Linked DNA regions of Homo sapiens: all the other regions are linked to region 1. The links are chromatin contacts, found by Hi-C or POLR2A ChIA-PET in ENCODE. All regions are on one chromosome and are shown on one strand. The core of a region is the stretch at or near the end of the contact, and the rest is flanking DNA. Distances in the headings are between cores, read along the strand shown.

Region 1 (4,944 bases), core at 1,807-4,306:
TGCAAGGATTACAGGCATGAGCCACTGCGCCCAGCCATATTCGACATTTAAAGATCAGCAAAGGAGTATGAGTCCGCAGAGAAGACTGAGGAGAGGTAGGAAAAAGAAGAGAGTGCGACAAACCAAGAGAATATGGAGTTTCAAGGAGGGATTTCTTGAAGGTGTAAATGCTGACGAAAGATTAATATGACTACTAAGAAATGACCACTGGATTTGCAAGATGGATGCTATTGGTAATGTTGACTAGAACAAATTCAGTGGTAGGGATGAAAGCTTGATTAGTGTGGGTTAAAGAGAAAATGTGGAATTAAGGCTATGTGTAGTGAATTCATATGACCTGATAACATTCACAAATACTAGATAAATTATGACACAATTTTTCTTTTTCAGAGATAGGGTCTCGGCCTGTTGCCCAGGTTGGAGTGCAGTGGTGCAATCGTAGCTCACCACAGCCTCAAACTCCTGGGCTCAAGCTATAGTCTCACCTTAGTCTCCTGAGTAGCTAGGACTACAGGCATGTGCCACCACACCTGGCTAATTTTTTAAGAAATGGGGATCTTGCTATATTGCCTAGGCTGGTCTTGAATTCCTCATCTCAAGCAATCCTCCTGTCTCAGCCTCCTGAGTTGCTGGGATTACAGATGTGAGCCACTGAACATGGTGAACACAAATTATTTTAAATTCATAGCTGAGCTTGCAAGGGAAAAGGACTATCTGCAGATATATCAAATGAGGAGGAAAGTGAAGACCAGTAAGGATATAAGTTGACTCTGACTACTATAAGCCAAAAGGTATCTGAGACAGGCCTCGATCAATTTAGAAAGTTTATTTTGCCAAGGTTAAGGATGCACCCGTGACACAGCCTCAGGACGTCCTGACAACAGGTGCCCCAAGGTGGTTGGGGCACAGTTTGGCTTTATACATTTTAGGGAGGCATGAGACATGTCAGATGTACATTGTAAGATGTACATTGGTTCAGTCCAGAAAGGCGGGACAACTCGAAGCAGGGAGGAGGTTTCCAGGTCGTAGGTAGATAAGAGACAAATGGTTTCTTTTGAGTTTCTGAGTAGTCTTTCACTGAATGCACAATTTACAGGAATCATCACTTATGTCTTAGTCTGGCTTAATGAAACAGCAGGGCACAGGGAGCAATCAGATATGCATTTGTCTCATGTAAGCAGAGCGATGACTTTGAGTTCAGCCTGTACTTTGTCCACAGGGAATTTCCTGGTGGGCAGATTGTGAGGGAGGTATGTAGCTTTTTAAACTCTTTGTAGCTATCTTATTTAGGAATAGAATGGGAGGCAGGTTTGCTCTACGCAGTTCCCAGCTTGACTTTGATTTTGGGGATATTTATTTTCCTTCCAAACTACCTAAGGGTTGAATTGGCTTTAGTAATCTAGGGGCTTCATTAAAATATATATATATATGTATATATATATATTTATACATATATATTTATGTATACATAAATATATGAGACAGTCTCGCTTTGTCGCCCAAGCTGAAGTGCAGTGGCACAATCTCGGCTCACTGCAACCTTTGCCTTGCAGGTTCAAGCAATTGTCCTGCCTCAACCTCCCGAGTAGCTGAGATTACAGGCATGCGCCCTCACGCCTGGCTAATTTTTGTATTTTTAGTAGAGACGGGGTTTCACCATGGTGGCCAGGCTGGTCTCAAACTCCTGATCTCAAGTGATCCACCCTCCTTGGCCTCCCAAAGTGCTGGGATTACAGGCATGAGTCACTATGCCTGGCCTAAAAAATACTTTTTATTTTGGAATAACTGTAAGTTTGCAGAAAAATTGCCAGGTAGTACACAGAGTTTCTCCATATTCCTCTCACCCATGTTCCCTCACTGTTAACATCTCAGAGTTTAGTTTCTCCTAGGGGTTTAGAGTTTGAATTTTTTTTACCTATGTGGTACCCCAAACTCTAATATGAGAACTTACAGAAATGTGTACAAGCCCAGTGACGTTCCAAGACTCTCGGCAAGTGTCAACAGAGAACAGACGTGCCAAGACTCTTTCTCACAGTGAATTCTCTCAGGAAAAACCAAGCCCTGCTACCGATGAACTTATACTCCAGACATACATGGAAACGACTTACCATGCCTGCGAGTCAGCACCAACAACAAACAGCCAGGTTCATGGTTGTGAATTTCGGATAATGGAAAGACTATCTAAAAGAGAACATGAAAGGAACACATTTAAAATGACTAAAATACGCCGGGCACAGTGGCTCATGCCTCTAATCCCAGCACTTTGGGAGGCTGAGGCAGGAGGATTTCTTGAGCTCAGAAGTTCGAGACCAGCCTGAGCAATATAGCAAAACCCCATCTCAATTAAAAAAAAAAAAAGACTAAGACATAGAAGAATTGAATCCCTAAAATAACAATAATATACTGCACAAAAAAGAAAAATTGGGCCAGGCGCAGTGGCTCCACGCCTGTAATCCCAACGCTTTGAGAGTCCAAGGTGGGCAGATCACCTGAGGTTGGGCGTTCAAGACCAGCCTGACCAACATGGAGAAACCCCATCTCTACTAAAAATACAAAATTAGCCGGGTGTGGTGGCGCACGCCTCTAATCTCAGCTACTCAGGAGGCTGAGGCAGGAGAATCGCTTGAACCCAGGAGGCAGAGCTTGCAGTGAGCCAAGATAGCGCCACTGCACTCCAGCCTGGGGGACAGAGCGAGACTCCAACTGAAAAAAGAAAAGGAAAGAAAAGAAAACTCTTAGACACACTGAAATTACACAGAAACCCTGTAAGAACAAGAAAAAGAAAGGAGGGAAATGCATTCATTAAGAAGAGAAACACATTCTCCCAGCGGCCATGGGCTTCCCATTAAGACCTTCACCTGCGCATTTATCCTCTGGGAGGCAGCAGTTCCCTGCAAAGGAGGAAAGGTAAACTTGGGAAGGGGGTTCTGCGTGGAGTCCCTCCATTTCCTATTTTACTAGCAATGAGGAAAAGCACTCTACCAGCGCTCCAAGTTCACAAAGAATCCTTACTCACTCGAACAAGATTAAAAATGTAAGTTGAATCACCTCTCAAATGCAGAAACACCTATTCAGAGAGTAAACACTGTTGGTTCCTCTTGAGTCAGCTACTAATGACTCACAGATGAGTCTCCACCTATGTTATGGATCCACACTTCATGACGGCAGCCACAGGACAGCACAATAATAGCAATGACAAATACCATACTGACTGACTTTTCTTACCCACTGCAGTTTTCCGGCAGTGCATCATTATTAAAAGGCATTCACATATTTATAATTATAAAATAATTTATAAGAGTCAAATCTAAAGACTTAAAAAAGATCACAATATATATCAAGTGAAAAATAGAGATTACATATTGTATTTACAGCCTGATTCTGTTTTTGGAATACATGCATACACTTGGAGAAAACATTTCTGGAAAGTCATAACCAAAATTTCTTTTTTTTTTTAATTTAGTTTTTAAATTTTTAAATTTTTTTTTTTTTTTGAGATGGAGTTTCACTCTTGGTGCCCAGGCTGGAGTGCAATGGCATGATCTCCACTCACTGCAACCTCCGCCTTCCAGGTTCAAACGATTCTCATGCCTCAGCCTCCTGAGTAGCTAGGATTATAGGCGCTCACCACCACACCCGGCTAATTTTTGTATTTTTAGTAGAAATACGGTTTCACCATTTTGGCCAGGCTGGTCTTGAACTCCTGACCTCAGTTGATCCACATGCCTCAGCCTCCCGAAGTGCTGGGATTACAGGCGTGAGCCACCACGCCTGGCCTTGTTTATTTATTTATTTAAATTAGAGGTGAGGTCTCACTGTGTTGCCCAGGCTGGTGTTGAACTCTTGAGCTCAAGCGATCTTCTCACCTCAGCCTCCCAAAGTGCTAGGATTATAGCCATGAGCCACCACACCCAGCCCAAAATTTCAACAGTAGTTTTCTTTGGCCAGTGAGATTACAATAGTTTTTATTTCCTTCTTTGCATTATTTTGTATTTTCTAAATTTTCCACATTAAACACTAAAGTATATAATATAAACCAGCATATGAAAAGAAAGAATACACGTATCAGGAAACGTGGAGAAAAATTAATCATGGATTTTAACACTGAAATGAATAAATATGGATAGCCTCCGCCCTACATTTTCCTAGCTCTTATCTGTGAATATTTATAGAGCATGATAACTAGCATACAGTTGTTTTCAGACGGATAAAATTTCAGGACCAAGCAGTCTATGTTCGAAAAAGAACTAAATGCTGTAAATGAGCATATGCTCATTATTCTTTCAGTGCAACTCCGAGCAAATGTCAGTGCTCCTATTTTTCTCCTTTTCCTCCTGGTCCCGTGTTAGGTTTCTACAACTAAAGCAGCCATCAGGTTCTAGATTGCCTCATTCTACAATTCTAGGCTCTTGGAGGAAGGTGGGCCACAGTGATCCTCTCGTCCTGCCCTCCTACCCAGCTCAGAAATCTTTCCTAGTATACCTCTAACTTCCTCCCTCTCCTTCGGCATTCCCAGAGGTGTGGAGCTCAGTATTTAAATGCTTTTCCTCCTTTCCCCGCCTGGAGAACTTCTACTCATCATTCAATATTCAAATCAGGGGCAGTTCAGGGGCTGTGTTTCTGTGAGGCCCATGTGGTGCTGACATCTGATGGTTATAAGCATGGATTCTGTTGTCAGAGATACCTGGGTTCAGTCCCACCTCCCCTACTAACACCTGCTTATGTGAATTTTTGTTGTTGTTGTTGTTGTTTTTGAGATGGAGTCTTGCTCTGTCACCCAGGCTGGAGTGCAGTGGCACGATCTCGGCTCACTGCAACCTCCGCCTCCCAGGTTCAAGCGATTCTCCTGCCTCAGCCTTTTGAGTAGCTGGGACTACAAGGCACCCGCCATCATGCCCGGCTAATTTTTTTGTATTTTTAGTAGAGACGGGGTTTCACCGTGTT
Region 2 (4,944 bases), core at 976-3,475, 500 kb after region 1:
GGCTTTCCATTCTTCATCCCAAAAATGCTGCCTGTGCTCCATGATGTGTCAAGCTCTCCCCAAGGCACTGGAGATACAGCAGGGAATGAACGGACAAAAATTCCACTTTCATGGAGCACACCATGTAGAGGAAAGAGACAGGCAATGAACAATTAAATAAGTGAGACATAGTATGTCAGGAAGTGTTTAAAGTACAGCAGGGAAGGGGCACAGGGAGCTCAAGGCTGCAATCTAACACCTGACAGAGAAGACAACATTGGCATGGAGATCTGGAGGAGGGGTGAGTCAAGTGGATACCTGAGGAAGGGCAGTCCAGGCAGAAGGAACAGCAAAGACGAAGGCCCTGCAGTGGGAGCAGGCCAGGCTGCTGGAGGCAGGCCAGCATGGTCAAAGCAGAGTGGATTCGAGAAAAGCTACAGCGGATGAAGCAGAGGTGACGAGGGGCCAGGTGACTAGGACATATAGGGCATTCTATGGAATATGGCTTTTATACTGGGAGGGTCCCATGACATTGGATGGTTTTGAGCAAAGGAGGAACATGACAGATTAAGAGAAGAGGGCAGAAGCGGGGAGATCAGTTCGGAGGCCACTGCAGCAGTCCAAGTGAGAGATGTCCAGGGCTTGGACCACAGGAGAAACAGAGTGGTGGTGAGAAGTGGCCAGCTTCTGGATATCTTTAGAAGGTGAAGGCAATACGATTTGCTGACAGACTGTATGTGGGAGATGAGAGGACGAGGGAAGTCAAGGACAAGCCAGGACTAGACCGTGACCAGGGCAGAGAAAGCCGTGCCTCCGGGGGCTGTAAGTAGACCACCTAGCTGGGCGAGAAGGCTGCAGGACCGTACACCTGCCGCCCGCCACTCCCCCGGGCGCTTTGGTTGCCATGGACACAGCCCTGCCAAGCAGCCACCCACGCTCTCCTGTCACCTTGGGCTCTGGAGTTGTTTGTGGGAGGAGGGAGGAGTCCTCCGGGAGCCAAGGAAGGAAAAGCTGATCTGCAGAGGGTGGATGGCTGCGGTACCGGACTACTCACACGGCTCCCTCTCCACCATGAGGGAGAAGTAGGCTTTGGCGGAGAGCTTTATGCAGTTCATCCGCAGAGGACACAGGTGATAGAAGCTGCTCAAAACAGAAAGAAGGAAGATCACAGAAGGAGGAAGAAACATTAGTTTTTTTCACAGGTTAGTGACCCAAAGAGAAAAAAGCAGAAGCAAAAGGGATAACTGCGTAAGATATTCATCCGTTCACTCTCATTTCAGCACTTGTTCAGTGCTCTGCAGCGCCCCCCCATGGTCCCCTCTCTGATCTGTTCTCTCCCTACACCCATAGCGATCTTTCCTGCATGTCACTGGGTGCATGGTGTGCATAAAGCACACCAGTGGCTTCCATTATTCTTGGGATAAAGACAAAACCCTTGAAGTAATCTACAGGGCCCTGGGTGGTCCAGCTGCTGCGCACCCTTCCAGCCTTATTTCTACCTCCATCCCTCTCCATCTGGACTCAGGTCCCGGCCCATCTCTCAGACCCCTGGGCGTTCCAGTCTCCCTTGCACCTCAGGGCCTTCACACAAGTTGGCCACCCTGTCTGCAGTGCTGCCCCAGCCTTCACTCAGTCAGCTTCCACTCCAGATCTCAGCTGACATGTGGCTTACTCAGGGGAGCCTCCCCTGACACACCCACCAGCCTCAGTCACCTTCTTATACGACAGTGCTCCTCTGTTTGTTTTCCAACGTGAATGTGAAATGATGCATTATCTCCATGGATTCCTCATTATTATCTGTCTGTCCCACTGGACAGTCGGTAAGCACCATGAGAACCCAAGCCACGGCTTTTTTGCCCACTCTCAGAGCCGGAGCACCTAACACTGCATCTGCATATAGCAGGCTTCAGTCGATATGTATGAAGATGCTGTGAGAATGAGACCCAGTCCCCCTCGGGGAGGTTACAATACATTCAGGGAACAAACAAGGAGATAATTACAAGAGAGTACAAAGAGATCATTTCTGGTGCTAAGGAAATATTCTGACGAGGCACCAGGTCCAGGCTGGGGCAACTAGGGAGGGTCTCCCAAAGGCAGCTTCTGAGCTGAGCCACAGAGAGCTTTGTGCTTTAAGGAAGTGAAAACACTTGAGAACGGTTGACATGTTGCGTGGGAGGCAGGATGTGCAGAAGGATGAGGCTAGGGAGAAAGGCAGAGCCTGCTTCCTGGGCCTACTGTGGTAGGCTATGGGGCCATGAGGAGCCACACAGCCCCATCCCAGAAGTGAAAGCAGTGAGCCAGTGCGAGGGACTGTGGTTCATGGACTTCCCTTCTTGGTGAAAGTGTGGGTGACACACTAGGAGGGTGGAACTGGAGGCGGAGAGAGCCGAGAGGAGGCTGTTGCAGCGATACCAGTGGGAAGGAATCATACCTGCACTCAGGCATCACCATGGGGATAGAGAGAAGAGATTGCTTGGAGATCTAGTAAGGAGACAACACATAGAATGTGATATGTGAATGGATGTGTGAGGGAAAAGGAAAAACCTAGGGCGGCATACAGCTTTCTAGCCTAAACACCATAACAACAGTTGACCTGCCGAGGTGGGGACACAGAAGAAGGGGCAGACACAGGAAACAAGAGCCTTCTAGGCAAAGGGAGCAGGCTGTGCAAAGGCAGGGAGGCAGTGCTCTGAACACATGTTCTGAGGACAACGAGAGGGGCCATTGCATTGTTTTGCTCTCTATCTCAAGCCTTCCAGTGGCCATCTCAGTCCTGGGTCTTGCCTGCGCTCAGCCATTTCTGATATAGGTCAGACAACCTGGAGGACCTATGAGCTCCCAGTTTGCCAGGACAACCCTAGCTTGAGCCTTCCCTGCTGATTCCTGCATCTCTCCTCACGCCGCAATCACATTGCTCACATCCAGGGGCACCATGCGTGCTGAGGTCTCATGGAAATACCCACCCACCCCCAAGACTGATGGATGCCTGTGCCCTCTTCAGCTCTCCCAGCCTAGACAATATGCCACGGTAGATCTGAGGCCAGATGAAAACATGTTCTATTGTGCTTTCTCTGATGGTTCTGTCTGATGTCCTTCACAACTGTCAGAAGAGGAATAATTAGGAATCTGTGTCATTGCAATTCTGAGAGGTGGTGGAAGTGACAAACTGGTTGTGGGGGCCAAATAACACCTGGAGGTTTTGTTCATTTAGCTAATGTTAGTTTTTAAACTTTTAAACTCGAGTGGTGAACAGTTGAAGGTGAGCATCTTCAGCTTGTCCAATGTCCCACTATTCCCTAGTGTCCTAGCCCCACCTGTTTTACTAATCTGTATACCTGCCTGGCCCCTGAAGAGAGGAGGGGAATGGACTTGGAGCCATAGAGATCTGGGTTTGAATCCTGGCTCTGGAATTACTTTCCCTGTCTGCCATTCAAGTATTGACCAGGCCTAGCTGCTGCAGTCAGATGAGATTGAGCGTGTTCAGGGTAGAATGGTTGTAGACTACTTTCCCTCTGTCAATCTCAGTTTCTTCAGCTACTTGAAGGAGGATAATCCCTTACAAAGTTAGGCTGAGGAATAAATGGAGTAAGTGCTGATTATCATTAAGGATTAAAAACATGCAACTTAATGTTTTGGGGTGTATGCTGCCACCCCAAAGGACAGATTTAGGATGAAATTTGAATAAACATATGCAAGTTGCAGGGATACAGATTTAGCTCAATATAAAATACAAATGGACAGATTTAACTCAATTAGTGGTGGTTAACACGCTGCAGATGGGATAGATGGCTTTAGGAAGTAGTGTGTTTCCCATCAGGGTGGTATTCAAACAAAGAATGCTATGGAGGGGTTCAAGCATCAGATCAGGGATAAAAAGACAACTCAAACATTCTACAGTCCCATGGCATATGGTTCTCTGTTCCTCTGTGTGTCTTGCAGATAAGGCCAACTTTGCAAAGCATCCACCAGTGGCTGTCCTGCCTCTTGGAACAGGAAATGACCTTGCCCGTTGTCTCCGCTGGGGAGGAGGTGAGTTTGCATGCTAATGGTGGTACCCTGGGAACAGGTGTTCCTGTTTACAGAGATGCTCTACAGAGCTAGGCTGAACTTACCCTTTTATGGATCACATTCCGCAGCATAATACTCAACTCTGCAGTCATGTCAAGTCCATGACCCTTTCTCTGCCCTCCATCCCATGCTGAATCTAGAATAGAAGCCCCTCTTCTGGGCTCTGGGAGCTTTTTCTCCCTCAGCCCCGAGTTTACTATCATCCTGAAACCATCAACTTAGAGCCTGCTTTCCCCAGTAGAAAGCAATCAACTGTAGGGTAAAGACAAAGTCTCATATGTCCCATCCCCAGAGTCCCATCCAAGAAGGTGCTCACTTAGATGTTTTCTGTGTGAAATTCCCTCTCCCACAAATGGCTGATCTTCTGAATTAGGACTAAAACTGAGGACCAAAATGCTACATCTCCAGTTACTTACCGTCACTAGAAGCATTCAGATCATCCTAAGCCCCATAGCCATGGGCCCTCATTTTGAAATTTCCCTAAGAGGAAACACAGAGTGGTAACCAGTGTATAAGACAAGGGGCAGAGAACTTTGCAAACTGCAGTAGCCCCCATGGCGTTGGACATGCGCCAGAAAATGGAGAAGTTCAGCTCAACACATGGAGCAGACAGATCAGGCTGCCGGCCAGAAAAGGGGTGGGGACTCCAGATGGCTGCTAATTCAGAGAATGAGTCAAGACCAGGCAGTGCAATGGTCAGTGTTCAATGATCAGCTATGCTTGGTGGGCAGTGTCAAAGCAAGCAGGACCTAGGCCTAGCGGCCATCTTAAAATTCTGCCTGCCACACTGTCCATCTCCCACATGACACAGCCCAGAAGGATCTGCTGTTCTCCCATGCAGAGACTCCCAGCCATCCAGCCCACCGCTTCTCCAGGGTTTGCTTCGCTTCAGCTACA
Region 3 (4,944 bases), core at 1,683-4,182, 340 kb after region 1:
TGTTGTGGAGTGGGGGGAGGGGGGAGGGATAGTATTAGGTGATAGACCTAATGTAAATGACGAGTTAATGGGTGCAGTGCACCAACATGGCACATGTATACATATGTAACAAACCTGCACGTTGTGCACATGTACCCTAGAACTTAAAGTATAATAAATATATATATATATGAAAGAAAGCAGTGATGTGATTAGAACCTTATGAGCCAGGATGGGAATAAAGACAGCCATGACTGAAGAGGCAGGAGCCAGACTATGTAGGACAGAGGATGGCAAACACTCTCTGTAAAGGGCCAGATAGCTCGTATTTTAGGCTTTGTCACACCGACTCTGTCACAGCTACTCAACTCTGCCCTTGTGGTACCAAAGCAGCCATAGATAATTCATCTTTAGATGCAGCCATAGATAAGTCATCTATAGATGGGGGTGATGGGGGTGTGCATGCTCCAATAAAACTTTATTTACAAAAAGTGGTGGGAGAGAGAAACAAAGGGCCATAATTTGTTAACCCTTGATTTAGACTGGTGAAGGCCTCGATGAGGAAGCTGGATGTTATTATCAGTGTGGGTTTTAAGCAGAGGAGTGATAGAGTCTGATTTATATTTTTAAAAGGATTGCTCTGTTCTATGGAGGATGGACTGGAAGGCAAGGGAGGAAGCAGGGACCTGGGAAAGAGGCTGGTGAAATAGTCCAGGGAGGGATGGCAGAACAGCAGAGGTGCTGAGAAGTGACCAGATCCTGATTATACACTGCATTAGAACCAGCAGGATTACAAATGAATTGAGTGTAGGGGATGAACGAAAGAGAGGAATCAAGAATGATTGCTGGTTTTTTGGCTCTAGCAGCTGGGTTGATGATGCCACATATACTGAAATGGGGAACACTAGGGGAGAGGTATATTTTAAGGGATAAAAAGCAATCTATCAATTTTGTCCTTGCTAAGTTCGAGCTGCCTAACGGACAGGCAGGTGATGATGGCCAGCAGGCAGTGGTGTTTGCACATCTAGAACTCAGCGAGAGATCCAGCTAGAGATAGAAATTTGGCAGTCGACCAGGTGCGGTGGCTCAAGCCTCTAATCCCAGCACTTTGGGAGGCCGAGGTGGGCAGATCACCTGAGGTCAGAGGTTTAAGACAAGGCTGGCCAACATAGTGAAACCCCATCTCTACTAAAAATACAAAACAATTATCCAGGAGTGGTGGCTGGCGCCTGTAATCCCAGCTACTCAGGAGGCTGAGGCACTAGAATTGCTTGAACCCGGGAGGCAGAGGCTGCAGTGAGTTGAGATCATGACACTGCACTCCAGCCTGAGTGATAGAGCAAGACAAAAAAAAAGGAGAGAGAGAAAGAAAGAAACAAGGGAAGGAAGGAAGGAAGGAAGGAAGGAAGGAAGGAAGGAAGGAAGGAAGAAAGAAAAGAAAAGAAAAGAAAAGAAAAGAAAAGAAAAGAAAAGAAAAGAAAAGAAAAGAAAAGGCAGGCAGAAATTTGAGAGTCATCAGAGTGCCAGGATGGGCATCCTCCAGTTTTCTCTAGGAAGGAGGAAATGAAGCCAGGAGGAACAAAGGTAGAATGCAGGTCCTTCCAGTACACTGAGGTGTGGTAGAGGCAGGGAGGACAGCAGAGGAGCCTGAGAAGGAACAGTCAGCAACCTGGGGACAAGCCAAGTGAGTGTGAGGGTCAAGGAATCACACCCGTTTCAAGAAGGAAGCCATGGGTGATTGCATCGAATGCTGCTGAGTGACTCAAGTAAGAGGAGGTTTCTGCATAGGACTCGCCAGAGGAGTCCCACAACTGTTGAACTGTCCAGGACATTTACAATATGATTCCGTTTCCAAAAATTCAAAACTGCAATTTACCCACAACTTCTTAGTAACACAAATCAGCTCAACATCTATTGAGTTGCTACTATGACTCACCTTTTTTGCTTAAAAATCCTTGGAACAAAGACAAGTTTGCAAAATGTCTTAAATCAAGCAGCCTACACTTAGAAGGAGAAAAGCCGGGTAATGATATTTTTAACTTGCAGGGGCTGTAGAGGTGATATGAAAAAAGAGCCGTTTTTTAATTTATATATAGCCAATCAGAATCAGACACGGTAGGGATCATAGAATTAATAACTCACAAAATCCACAGGTGATCTCTTTTAAGGCAATGATTTTCACCTCTTTCACCATTTAGATCCATCTTTAAATGTGAACTTCTCCTTCCTTTTCCCTGACAGCTTTAAGGAGGGGTTGATAATAGGAATTGAACTGGCCACAGGGCACCAGGCAAGGAATAAAGATCAGTGCACTTCTAGATGGTCATCGGTCTGGTTCTCTAGAGCGGCAGGAGGTACAGTCACAGTTCCCTGGTCAGGCTGGGCCGGCACCCACTAGGCATGCACCTGGCCCTGCTGAGGCAGCGATTCACATTTCCTGACTTGCATTCAAAAGGTTGTTCTTTCTGACCCAATTTGGTCATTGGCACAAGGGCGTCACCGCCTCTTGCCTCGTTCCCTTTCTCATTTCAGTCTCCTCCCTCCCCTGACACTGCTCCTTCTTCCTGCCCCAAGAAAAGCGGTTAGGTCTCCAGAGGCTGGATGGTGCGTAGTGAACAGAGTACCTGTTCTATGAAAAGAATTCTAAAGCTTTCCCCAGCTTCCACCTCAAACCGTGAGCTCTGCAAGCCCCGTCCCCCGGCCCCCCTCAACACACACACACCGCGCCCAGGGATCGATGAACTAAAAATAGCCGAGGCTTGTAAATGAACTGGAACCTTTTCTGCTGTGTTCTTAGCCCTTCACAGTCGTGGCAGGGACACAGGGAGGAGCACAAGCCAGAGCTGCTTATTTTTCCAGCCATGCCTGTTGGAGGCAAGCGCCCCCACCCCCTGCTGCTTGGTGGATTAATGATGGCATTTCCCCCCTCTAGCTTCCCATCTCCTGTGAAGTACAACTTGTCCTGTTCCGGGACGCCACTTGGCATTCCTCCTGGAGGAAGCGGATTTTGAGTTGCATTTCAAAAGAAATGTACTGTCACACTGGTGTGCTCTAAATTAGCGATCTCCCAGGGCAGTCAGGATAAGTCCCACTCCCTGCAGCTACAGTTCTCCCTGGAAACATTCCCTGCCTGGCATGGTGACCGTCTCCTCCCGTCTATCTTCTGATATTTTTTGAATATAGCCTGTTAGGTGCTATATACCATGTAAAATATTGCCGGGTACTGTGCCAGAGGCTTGGAGTTCACAGATGAATTAATACGGTTTATTTGTAATTCCTCATTTGTCCTGAGAGACATGGAATAGGGGAAGTGTGTTCCCTGGGTCTTTTGGGTACTGCCCAAGAGTAGCCAAGGTCAAGAGCACAGTGAGAAGGAGGCAGCCAAGGACATCTCCAGGGGCTGGGGGGAAGGAAGGCATTTCCCTTGGGGTCTGGGGTCCCCGGGAATGGCCTTGGCTGCTTCTGTCTTATGCTATATTTTGGCACCCAGTAGGCACTCCACACATGGTAATGGAGTACAGTGGTTAAGAGCACGTGGTTTTTGGAATCAGGCAGACCTGGGTTCACAGCCTGCCTTATGCCGCTTGCAGGTGACCCAACTTCTCTAGGAGTACGTTTCTTCATCTTTAAAACAGGGTTAATGATAGAACCTTCCTGATAAGGTGATTGTGAGGATGCAATGAGACTGTGTGTCTAAATCACTTGTTCTCTTGCCTGGCACAGGGTAAACAATAAATGGCATTATTTTAAAATATAGTGTATTGGCTGGGCACGGTGGCTTATGCTTGTAATCCCAGCACTTTGGGAGGCCAAGGCGGGGGGATCACCAGAGGTCAGGAGTTCGAGACCAGCCCGGCCAGTGTGGTGAAACCCTGCCTCTACTAAAAATACAAAAAATTAGCCAGGTGTGGTGGTGCTTGTCTGTAATCCCAGCTGTTTGGGAGGCTGAAGCAGGAGAATCACTGGAACCCAGGAGGCGGAGGTTGCAGTGAACCGAGATTGCTCCACTGCACTCCAGCCTGGGCGACAAAGAAAGATTGCGTCTCAAAAATATAATATATATATATATAGTATTAATAGAACACTTGAGGTACAGTAAGGCAAACAGACCAGTTGACAATTGCCATTAAGAGATAGTTTATTACAGTTCCCAAAAGGAGGGTGTATGCCATGCCATGGGGGGAGAGGGCCACAGGGAAACATCAGGAGGCGGAAGGAGGGGTAAACTGTGGGCAAGAGCTCTTATTGTGGTTTCATGGGAAGGAACAGGTCAGGCAGGGTAAGGGGGCTTCAGATTGACTGGTTTAAATAATTCCAGTGGCTCTGGTGCATAGGGGCTGTCTCTGTTGTCTGGTCCTGGCCCTGGGATGATTAGGGCAGGTGAGTAGTGACCCAGAGCCTTATCATGGAGGTGGCTGGAGCTTGGGCTCTGGATTGATTGGTTTGCATTTCCAAGACATACTCATGGACAAGTTGTTCGCTGTCTCTAGGAATTGACTCATCCAGGGAGGGGCAGTCCCTCCAGAGTCAGCAAGGCCCCAGGTGCCAAAGCATCAGAATACAGAAAGTAAAAGCCATGATTAATACAAGTACCTAGTATTTTTCTATACATATGTACACGGTACGAAGCTTAGTCCATAACAATGGGAAAGTAAGGTTACCTTTCTTCTAAATTAAGTTAAATCTTACTTGGAGACTTGATTCTGATGGGTACAGTAATTCACTCTCAGTTTCTTTTGGAGCTTCTCCTCACTGTCCAAACCTCAGCTCCAGGAAAGAGAGCAAAGGCCTCTCTGTCTTCTCCACCAGAGAAAAAGATGCAGGAAGGCGTCCCCAACCCTTCAAGCCACCGTTCGTCTCAGTTCCTGCTGAGATGCTCCCTGTCCAGGCCCTCTTTGTTCCTCAGGCCTGGGAAGCCTGGTGGGGTTGCTGTTTCTCTGCCTTCTGTGCTACATGAGGGTTATT

What was found. A loop is a pair of places that touch in the nucleus more often than their neighbours do. ChIA-PET counts read pairs that join two places held with the same protein, here RNA polymerase II (POLR2A). Pooled maps may share reads with other maps.
Region 2: a map of PC-9 shows a loop between it and region 1 (6-fold over the local background). The contact joins two enhancer-like sites. A Hi-C loop is called at or near these places in 1 of 168 maps with a recorded cell type or tissue (PC-9) and 6 of 50 pooled maps. POLR2A ChIA-PET finds 5 or more read pairs at or near these places in 2 of 52 experiments (OCI-LY7 and WTC11).
Region 3: a loop to region 1 is called in a map of PC-3, with 2.8 times the contacts of the local background. The contact joins two enhancer-like sites. A Hi-C loop is called at or near these places in 1 of 168 maps with a recorded cell type or tissue (PC-3) and 4 of 50 pooled maps. POLR2A ChIA-PET finds 5 or more read pairs at or near these places in 1 of 52 experiments (WTC11).

Annotation. Positions count from the first base shown.
Region 1 is chr3:186,751,288-186,756,231 of GRCh38, reverse strand. No RefSeq gene overlaps it. Among named protein-coding and RNA genes, the nearest start is that of EIF4A2, 30 kb to the left of the region's middle. Within about 2 kb of position 3,056, at least 5 of the 41 ENCODE cell types and tissues checked have a DNase peak (open chromatin) inside an H3K27ac peak, as active enhancers do.
Region 2 is chr3:186,252,157-186,257,100 of GRCh38, reverse strand. DGKG (diacylglycerol kinase gamma) reads left to right here. Exons shown (of 25, transcript NM_001346.3): 18 at 3,919-4,008. Among named protein-coding and RNA genes, the nearest start is that of DGKG, 110 kb to the left of the region's middle. RefSeq lists a silencer at 865-944 and enhancers at 1,525-1,574, 1,605-1,894, 1,995-2,054. Within about 2 kb of position 2,225, at least 6 of the 41 ENCODE cell types and tissues checked have a DNase peak (open chromatin) inside an H3K27ac peak, as active enhancers do.
Region 3 is chr3:186,411,764-186,416,707 of GRCh38, reverse strand. No RefSeq gene overlaps it. Among named protein-coding and RNA genes, the nearest start is that of LINC02020, 26 kb to the left of the region's middle. RefSeq lists an enhancer at 1,853-2,572. Within about 2 kb of position 2,932, at least 24 of the 41 ENCODE cell types and tissues checked have a DNase peak (open chromatin) inside an H3K27ac peak, as active enhancers do.